Linked DNA regions of Homo sapiens: region 2 is linked to region 1. Evidence: chromatin contacts called from ENCODE Hi-C or POLR2A ChIA-PET data. All regions are on one chromosome and are shown on one strand. Each heading gives the region's core, a stretch centred on a gene start or an enhancer-like site at or near the end of the contact. The rest is flanking DNA. Distances are from core to core; before and after follow the strand shown. Region 1 overlaps SSPN-AS1 (SSPN antisense RNA 1). Region 2 holds the start of ITPR2-AS2 (ITPR2 antisense RNA 2).

Evidence for each region. A loop is a pair of places that touch in the nucleus more often than their neighbours do. ChIA-PET counts read pairs that join two places held with the same protein, here RNA polymerase II (POLR2A).
Region 2: a loop to region 1 is called in a map of mammary epithelial cell, with 4 times the contacts of the local background. The contact joins the promoter of ITPR2-AS2 here to the enhancer-like site in region 1. A Hi-C loop is called at or near these places in 3 of 168 maps with a recorded cell type or tissue (MCF 10A, PC-9 and mammary epithelial cell). POLR2A ChIA-PET finds 5 or more read pairs at or near these places in 1 of 52 experiments (MCF 10A).

The regions. Positions count from the first base shown.
Region 1 is chr12:26,244,959-26,248,942 of GRCh38, reverse strand. The region is part of intron 1 of SSPN-AS1 (SSPN antisense RNA 1); the gene reads left to right. Among named protein-coding and RNA genes, the nearest start is that of SSPN-AS1, 25 kb to the left of the region's middle. RefSeq lists enhancers at 1,682-2,881, 3,497-3,676. Within about 2 kb of position 2,327, at least 8 of the 41 ENCODE cell types and tissues checked have a DNase peak (open chromatin) inside an H3K27ac peak, as active enhancers do; they include PC-9 and mammary epithelial cell, where a contact is called at or near this core.
Region 2 is chr12:26,317,065-26,321,048 of GRCh38, reverse strand. It overlaps ITPR2-AS2 (ITPR2 antisense RNA 2), which reads right to left and starts at 2,125. Exons shown (of 6, transcript NR_199072.1): 1 at 2,045-2,125. RefSeq lists an enhancer at 2,383-2,432.

The DNA of each region.
Region 1 (3,984 bases), core at 1,078-3,577:
AATGTCTGTTCAGATGAAGGAAATATATCTGAGGTGAAAATGAAATTTTAAAATCTAATTTATTTGGAGCTCTGGAAACACTATGAAAGGAAAATACATGATAATGGGAAGTGTCCGTATTTTTCAGAGTTAAGTATTTTATTTGTCTTGTTTATAGTAGATTCTCCTATTTTATGTAGATCTCCCTATTTTATTTACTATTTGACTTCTGTTTTTTACTCTTAAAATATTTTGTTTCATTATATCTTTCTTTTAAGTTGGTAAAGAGCAAATAAGATGAACTGAATATACCTACAAGTAATTCATGTTTTCATGTATTCTTTGCTAATAACTACTCTGTTCAAGACCATCATAATTTTCTTCAACATTAACTTTGGTTTTTTAAAAAAGATATTTGTTTGCCTTCTGTACATATTTGCTTTCAACAACAAGAAGCTCTGTGGCTATGAAGTCTGTTTACTTGTAGTCTCAGAGAATACCAGGTTTTTAAAACTCCATCCTTTCAGAAGAACAGTATTATGTAATTTTAGCCATATTGGATATACTCACAGTTTGTAATAAAAATAATCCTCCCTTTTCTTTCAGATTTGTCCGCCTCTCCTGTTTAAAGTTTTTGAAAGAAAATAAAGATGGAAGGAAGGAAGAGAGGGAGGGTGGGAGGGAGGAAAGAAGGAAGGAAGGAAGGAAGGAAGGAAGTCAGTCAGTCAAAATAAAAGAAGTATTTGAAGGAATTTCATAGGTCAACACCCCAAAACGTTTACTTGCTCCAAGAACTTTCATTGACTGTGTCTTCCAGGGTGGTGCAATGTCTTTGGACAAAGAGAGACCACTGTGGTTAAGCACGAGGGTAAAACTGAAAGTTCTCCTCTGGGTCTCAGAGGGAGGCTTGGTGCTCTGAGTAAATATGGATAAACCACGCCACTTGTAAATTACTGGTTTTTTGTTCCTTAAACCAAGTTGTGCCTTCTCTTAATGGATATGTAAGTCCAAGGGGCTTAGTGAAAAAGCCATCCAGCTTTTTCTTCCCTATTGTGACCCTGTTCTGGTCACGAAGAAATGTCTTAAATGTTGGCTTTCAAAAGTCAATGTCCAGCATGACTTCTGTGTGAATGGTGCTGTTTCATTTCAGGTATTAATTTTATAAAACGGTTTCCAAGAAATACTTAACTTATTTTCTAATCTAGCCCTTCCTTTTATACTTCTGAGAAATTGTTCATCTTTCTAAATATCCAATTTGTAGTAACAGTCAATTATAAAAACATAAAATATTTTGACAACTCAAACTGTGTCTCTGCCCACTCATATATCTTCCCTGTGTTTATGTCTGGGTATATATGTGTGTGTCACATGTGTGAGTGGGAAACACAGGTGATAAACTTCATGTCACTCTACTGCTTGCAAACACTCCAATGGCTCCCAACTTCCTTACAGTGGCTTGTAAGCCCCTCTGCAATCTGACAGCAACTGACCACTTCATTCCCGTGCGGTAGTAGCTGGCCCCACAGACACTCTGATCAAGGGACCCATGTCTTCTTTCTGTTGCTCTGATTGCCCAGCCTCATTCCTGGGATTGGCATTTGCCGTTCCTTCTACCTATAATGCTTTTTCCCCATATTGTTGGCTGGCTATCATTTATTATTCAGGTTAAGGATCAAATGGCATGTCCTTCCCTCACCATCCTTCCCAATATTGCCCTACCTCTTTTCTCTCTTCTGTAAGAGCACCCTCTTCATAGCACTTGCCCACTATCTAAAATGTTCTATTTATTTGTCTTTTCATTGTCTGTCTCTCCTTCTGGATGTAGTGAGCTTGTCTGTTTTATTGGTCCTATATATCCAGCTCCTAGAACAATGACTAGCACAAAATAGGTATATTAAAGCTTTTACATTTCCTTTCCCTCTTGCCCTCATTTCTTATCCTGTGACCAAGAGGAGAAGCTCAGATGACTCAAAGATCTATAGATCCAGTGATAATAAAATATACCTCATGGCAGAAGATCAAGGAAGGGCTTGGAGTGCTAGGATCTTGACAAAGGCTTGGGGGTTGGTGACGCAAACACCTCCTCCTCTACCCACCACGTTCCCACTCTACCACTCCAACCTCAGCTGACCAAGCAACATCTTGGTCACCTCTTCCCCCAATTCCACTTGGACTATGGAGCACATCAATGATTTAATGATCCAGGAGGTACTGGGCATTTCTAACAGAGGCCCTTCAGGCACAGGTGATTAAGGAAGCTGGAGAGATGGTGCACATTCCTCCAGCTTTGGTACACAAGCCCTGCCCTCGCTCACACCCTGGGCTGATGTGGTGAGTCACTCCAGGTAAGGGGTAACACAGGGCCAGAGGCGACAGCAGTGAGGCCTGTGTTTTTCTTGCTTCAGAGCAGGAGAGTTGAAATGGAAACTCCTAGCCACACAGAACTGGGAGGCAGGGAGCTGTGAAAGTGGTGGTCCAGTCTTTGCACAGGCAGAATTACTTTCATTATTGCTCAATTTGAATTAGGTTAAAAGCAGATAGATTATTTTTAAGTCTCTTTTCTCTTTTCAGTAGATATCGCAAAGTCTAGAAATTGATATAATTTAAAGGTAATGAAAAGAAAGTTCAGCAGCTGCATCATGTTTCATGCTGTCCTTTCCTTCTCCTGGGGTGGGCCTCGCCCCCTTCCTCCAGTCTTCTGTTGTGTTGCCAAGGGCACTGCTCAGAGTGCAGGAGATGGTTCTGAGGCCATGGAAGGCTTCCCCGAGCTCACTTCACATTAGCCACTTACCAAGATAAGCTGGAGCCGGGTCCTTTTTTCAGGTTGAGCAGGTGAAGAATGTTTCTAACTGTTCCGGCGGCATGGCCGATGATGGTGCTTATTTCTGTTGTACCTACGGACTCCCACGTCCAATGTGTGTTAGCTTTAAGTTGCATATTTGGTCGCTCTCTCAAATGCAGTGGGGAGGGCTAAGACCTGATTGTTTTGGAAGGAGTTTACACAATTAACCAGGTTCTCCATTCATTATGGGTGTTGTGTGTTTGCACTGGTGGTTGTAGGAAAGACAAAGAAAAAAAAATCAGAAACATGGGAAGGTTTTCCTGCCGCATGATTTCATTAGCAGGATCAGGGACTCCCAGATCACTCTTTTTCTTTCCAGCATAAAACGGCCTTCAGAAGGTTTTGGCGTCAAGCCAATTAATTGCCATTGGAAATTGTCTTTAGATTCCCTCTCTACTTTCCACTTCTTCCTTGTGTGCTAGTAATTATGTGATATCTCCTGAGACTTCCACTGCAAACTCACTGAAGGCAAAAGCACTGACACGGAACCGGAAGGACTGAGGATCTGATGGAAAACAGAAAGTCCCATTACTTGCCCACTATCCCTTTTCATGCATCATAGTGGGGCTGGCTCTGAAATCCTGGGGCTTTTTAGAAGTCCCAGCATGTATCTCCCCTGGAGGACCAGCCCATCTTTGAGAAGGGCATCACCAATGGCACAAGAAGAAGGCTAAGCAGAAATATTGAATGCTTATTGGCAATAGGGGCATTAGCAACAGAGTCTAAAACCCAATTCCACTGCTGAAGACTTGGTGGCAGGAGCGCCACTTCCTGTTGTAGATCTGATGACACAATGAGAAAGCACAGTGCATACTAGGCTAGTTTCAGAGAGGACTCATTATATTAGCCAGAAACTAGACTTTAATGTAAAAGTCTGAAGCCTATCAGGGATTTCTCTAGGAAAGCACACTCTGGAAACTGCTCTCTATTTCAGTGTTAACTGCAAGCATGCATGCCTTCATGGTTACAGCTGAGTTTAGGTACAGGAAAAAGGATTCCTCGCGCTCTCATCAAGCTGTAACTCTAGTGTTCCTGAGCACCTAGTCAAGTATAATAAAATAATTCCCCTCCTCTTCCATCTCTAGCCCATATTTTCAGATTCAAAGATGAGCTGGGAAACAGGGTTGATAACAGGTAATGATAATGATAAGCACAGATTGCGC
Region 2 (3,984 bases), core at 876-3,375, 72 kb before region 1:
TCCTGCCTCAGCTTCCCGAGTAGCTGGGATTACAGGCGCATGCCACTACACCCAGCTAGTTTTTGTATTTTTAGTAGAAACAGGCTTTCTCCATGTTGGCCAGGCTGATCTCCAACTCTTGACTTCAGGTGATCTGCCTGCTTTGGCCTCCCAAAATGCTGGGATTACAGGTGTGAGCCATCGCACCCAGCCTTCTTTTCTCTATTTCAAACATTTGTCCTGCAAGGATGCAAGTGGCTCACTTCCTCCCTGCCTTTTTGTCTCTGCTCAAACATCAGTTTATCAGAAAAAACTCCCCTAGTTACTCTATATAGAATTGCACTTCCTTTATTCTCTATCCTCTTACTCAGCCTTACTTTTCTTCATATTGATTATCACCCAGTATATTAAAACTCTGCTTATTGTTTACTCTCAAAAGAATGTAAACTTTTTGAGGGCAAAGACTTGATCTATTTTGTTCACTGCTGTTTTCCCAGTGCCTGAAACGTTACCAGACACAAAGTATGTGCTCAATAAAATGTATTTTGATGAGGATTCATACTTTGGTTTCTTCTGTGTGAAATGGAGATAATATGACTCTCTTTCACACTGGGACTTATCTGTTACAATGTTAGATTGTACTTCAGACTGCCTGCCAGGCCCTTGGGCCATCTTCAATAAGTCAGCTCAGGGAAGGCTGGTGTCCACTATTGACCTAAGCAAGCCAATGACAGCCTACACCTGAAGCAGAGAGCAGAAATGTTGAGATTATCGACTGCCCCTTGGCTTTGGTAAGAGGAATAAAAAATGGCTATGTTGTTTTAGAAAATATCACCTTGAAAGCTCCATGATGATGTACCAATTTGCTCTGATTGTCTCATAAAGCACCATTTTCCTTCCCCATATATTATGGAGCAGATGGCTCTCTTCTCAAAGGAAGCTGTGCCATTTTAAAACTTTTCTTCCCATGCAGGATGAGCCACTGGCTAAAATGGTGAGATCACCACCCATCCAGCCATGCTATTATAACCCAGGACACTCATGTAGGATTGAGGCCTGGAAAGTTAACTGCATGATTCCCAGGTGTTAGGGCTACTTACCAAGAATGCCTGCTTAACTTTGAAAGGAAGGTTTCCCTGGGAACATACATCCTGGTGAACAGGATCAGGTGTTGCTTAATAGATATTATGTAGATACAGAGTAAATGTCAGGCTTACATAGAGGAGTTGGCTGCTGAGGCAAATTTGTTCTTCAGCCTTGGCCAGCAACCCAGAATTTAAGGGAGGAGTCAAGGCCGGAAGCCACGTGCATTGAGGATCTAGGAAACCACCCACAGAGTCATCCTTCTTCCAGACTCAGCCTCCTCAGACAAAAAATCCCACTCTGTTCCCAGGCCGGAGAGCCTCCTGGGCTGGAATTGCTCAAGCCTCAGCTCACAGATGAGTCACTGTATTCATTTGCTCCACAGGTAGGCGTGTAGTTTGGCCCCATATGCAACAGACAGGCCAAGTTAACAGCAACTCGGGGAATTTCAAAATTGATTTTTATGGCAAAAAGAACACATGACCATTGTGATAGAAAATATTGGAACATACAGGCAAGCACCATAAATTTTAAAAAGAGCTGATAATCCCCAAACGCAGAGATTAAACATCATTAATAATTTCTTGTCTCACCTTCCAGGCTTTTGTCTATCCACCTGGGAGTACATATAGTGTAAAACAAATTGGATTATTCTAACAATGTTGTTTTACGGTCCTTCTCTATATACTATCCTACGGTGGACATTTTCCCAGGTCATTGATTATTCTGTTCTAGTGATTTTTTAATGGCCATACAACCTTCCAAAATAAAAATGTACCATAGTTTGTTGTACAATGCTTTACAGTTGAACATTTAGATAATTTTCAGTTTTTCGTTACTAAAGTTAACACTATGATGAGCATGATTGAACATACATATTTGTGTACGCCTCTGATTCCTGACTAAGAATAAATTCATTCAAATGAAATCATGCAACCAAAACATATGAGTATTTTCAAGGCTTAAAAAAGGTTTTACTTACTTATACTCCTACACTTGCGGCATGAAACAGGCCCTTTCCCAAAGGTGGCTTTTAGGTAAGGCTGCTTTGGTGGCCCAGACTAGGGTCCCCCTGCCTCTGATAGAGCTAAACTGTGCCGCAGGAAGCTGCCCCAGGGCAGCTGTGTGCAGAAGGCTGTTTTTGCCCCTTGGGGCCTTCCGGCTGCATTTTCTCATCTCTACAGCCGGGCCAGCTGAAGCATGTGGAGGTCAGGTGATGTGTGTGGGGTCATGCAGCCAGTGGTGACTCAGCCAAACCCACTCCAGCTCCTGAACCTTGCTCAGATCACAAGGCTGAGAGCACTCGCTTTCCCTGCAGCCCACAGTTTCCAAATAATTAAAAGAGGCTCCTTGTGCTTGAGTTTGTAGATATTAAGTTTTTGGAATGAGTGGTTCAGCCCCATGACCTTGTTAATTGGTGACACTAAATGCTGTATAATCCTGCCTTCCTTTTTCTTTCTGGAAACAATCAGAATAATTTGTTGAGCTTCCCTGCACTGTATAATTTGCAATGAAGCTTTGTGATGAGTCTATTCAGGTGCCCATCTGAGACTCAGATTCAAAGACATAACTGCTGAGCTGAATCAAAACAACAACTCTGGTACATCTGATTCATTATGACTCATGCATCAAACTCAAGCTGCCTATTAAGGTACTAGAACACTCTCACCAACATAAGAAAACCCCTGATGACAAAGATTGGCCAACTCTTGGGGATTATTGTCTCCTTCATCCATAATTCAGTAAGCCAAATTAAATTCAGGTGACCAATAGTTAAGTCAACCTAACAAGACTGTCTCTTCTCAGGTGGCTGGGCCAGCATGGGGGATGACTGCAGCTATTCCACAGGGAGTCTTTGCTTCCAGTGGTTTACTATCCCTGTATTACTCTCTGGAATGGAGCCTGTGAGCTCAAGGTCCTCTGTGGACATCATACTTTGTTCTGATTCTTAGCCATACACAGTGGGAGTTGAATCCCAGATGTCCTCTTATGGCCCAGCACCATTTGCACAGGGTTAAGAGAAAATGGAAGAGCATCAACCCATCCCCTCAGCTGGGAAATGACTCCTGACTCTTTTGCCAGGAGAATATATCAGTTACATCCTCTTTTGGGCATTCAGAGATGAGCCTAATATGTAAAAATTAAAGTAAACAGGCTGAAGAGACACCTACTTGTAGTATAGCTGCTGTATTATTTATCTGCATATATAAATGCACAGGCACGTAACCTAGCTGATTCTAAACTGCGTAGGTGAGTGTTTGCAGAACTAGGGGCTAGGAAGTTTTCTCAGTACCTATTTGCATGAGGCTGTGTTTCAGGAAGGCTTTTGGTTGTTAGCTGAAGGATGATGATGGAATTTAATGAGGAGTCCTTGGGACAGAGACTGAAATGGCGGGATGGCCTGGTATTTGGTTCCTATCAGGATATTGAGGGTGATTTGAGCTAGGAGGAATAAGGGATGACAGCCATGTCCTGGGCTTCGGCACTGCTCTGACACTCTGAAGGTCAGCAGAGTTGAAAGCCTTGCAGGTGAGCTGTTGGCATGGATGCCGGCGATGCTCGTGATAGGTTCTGCCAGTCATGGCAGGACTGAGGCTCCTTCAGAAGGTGTTGTGAGTAGAGGATGCTGAGGAGGGAGAGGGGGAGAAAGAGAAAGAATAAGGCAAATTCCACATGTGATTATATCTAATAGTCTGACTTATGAGTTCCTGTGGGAGAACTTAGAGGAAGTCCAGAAATACTTGGGGAGGCCTTACAGGGGTCTGCAGGGCAGGTTAGGCTAGAGCAGGAAACTCAGTTGTAAATGCTAATGCATCCATCACACCAAAGGCCCCTGTTTTTATACATCAGTCTTTTATTTCTTGGCATTTAGGTAATGGCTGGATTATTTGTTGTTGTTTTTGAGACAGGGTCTCACTCTGT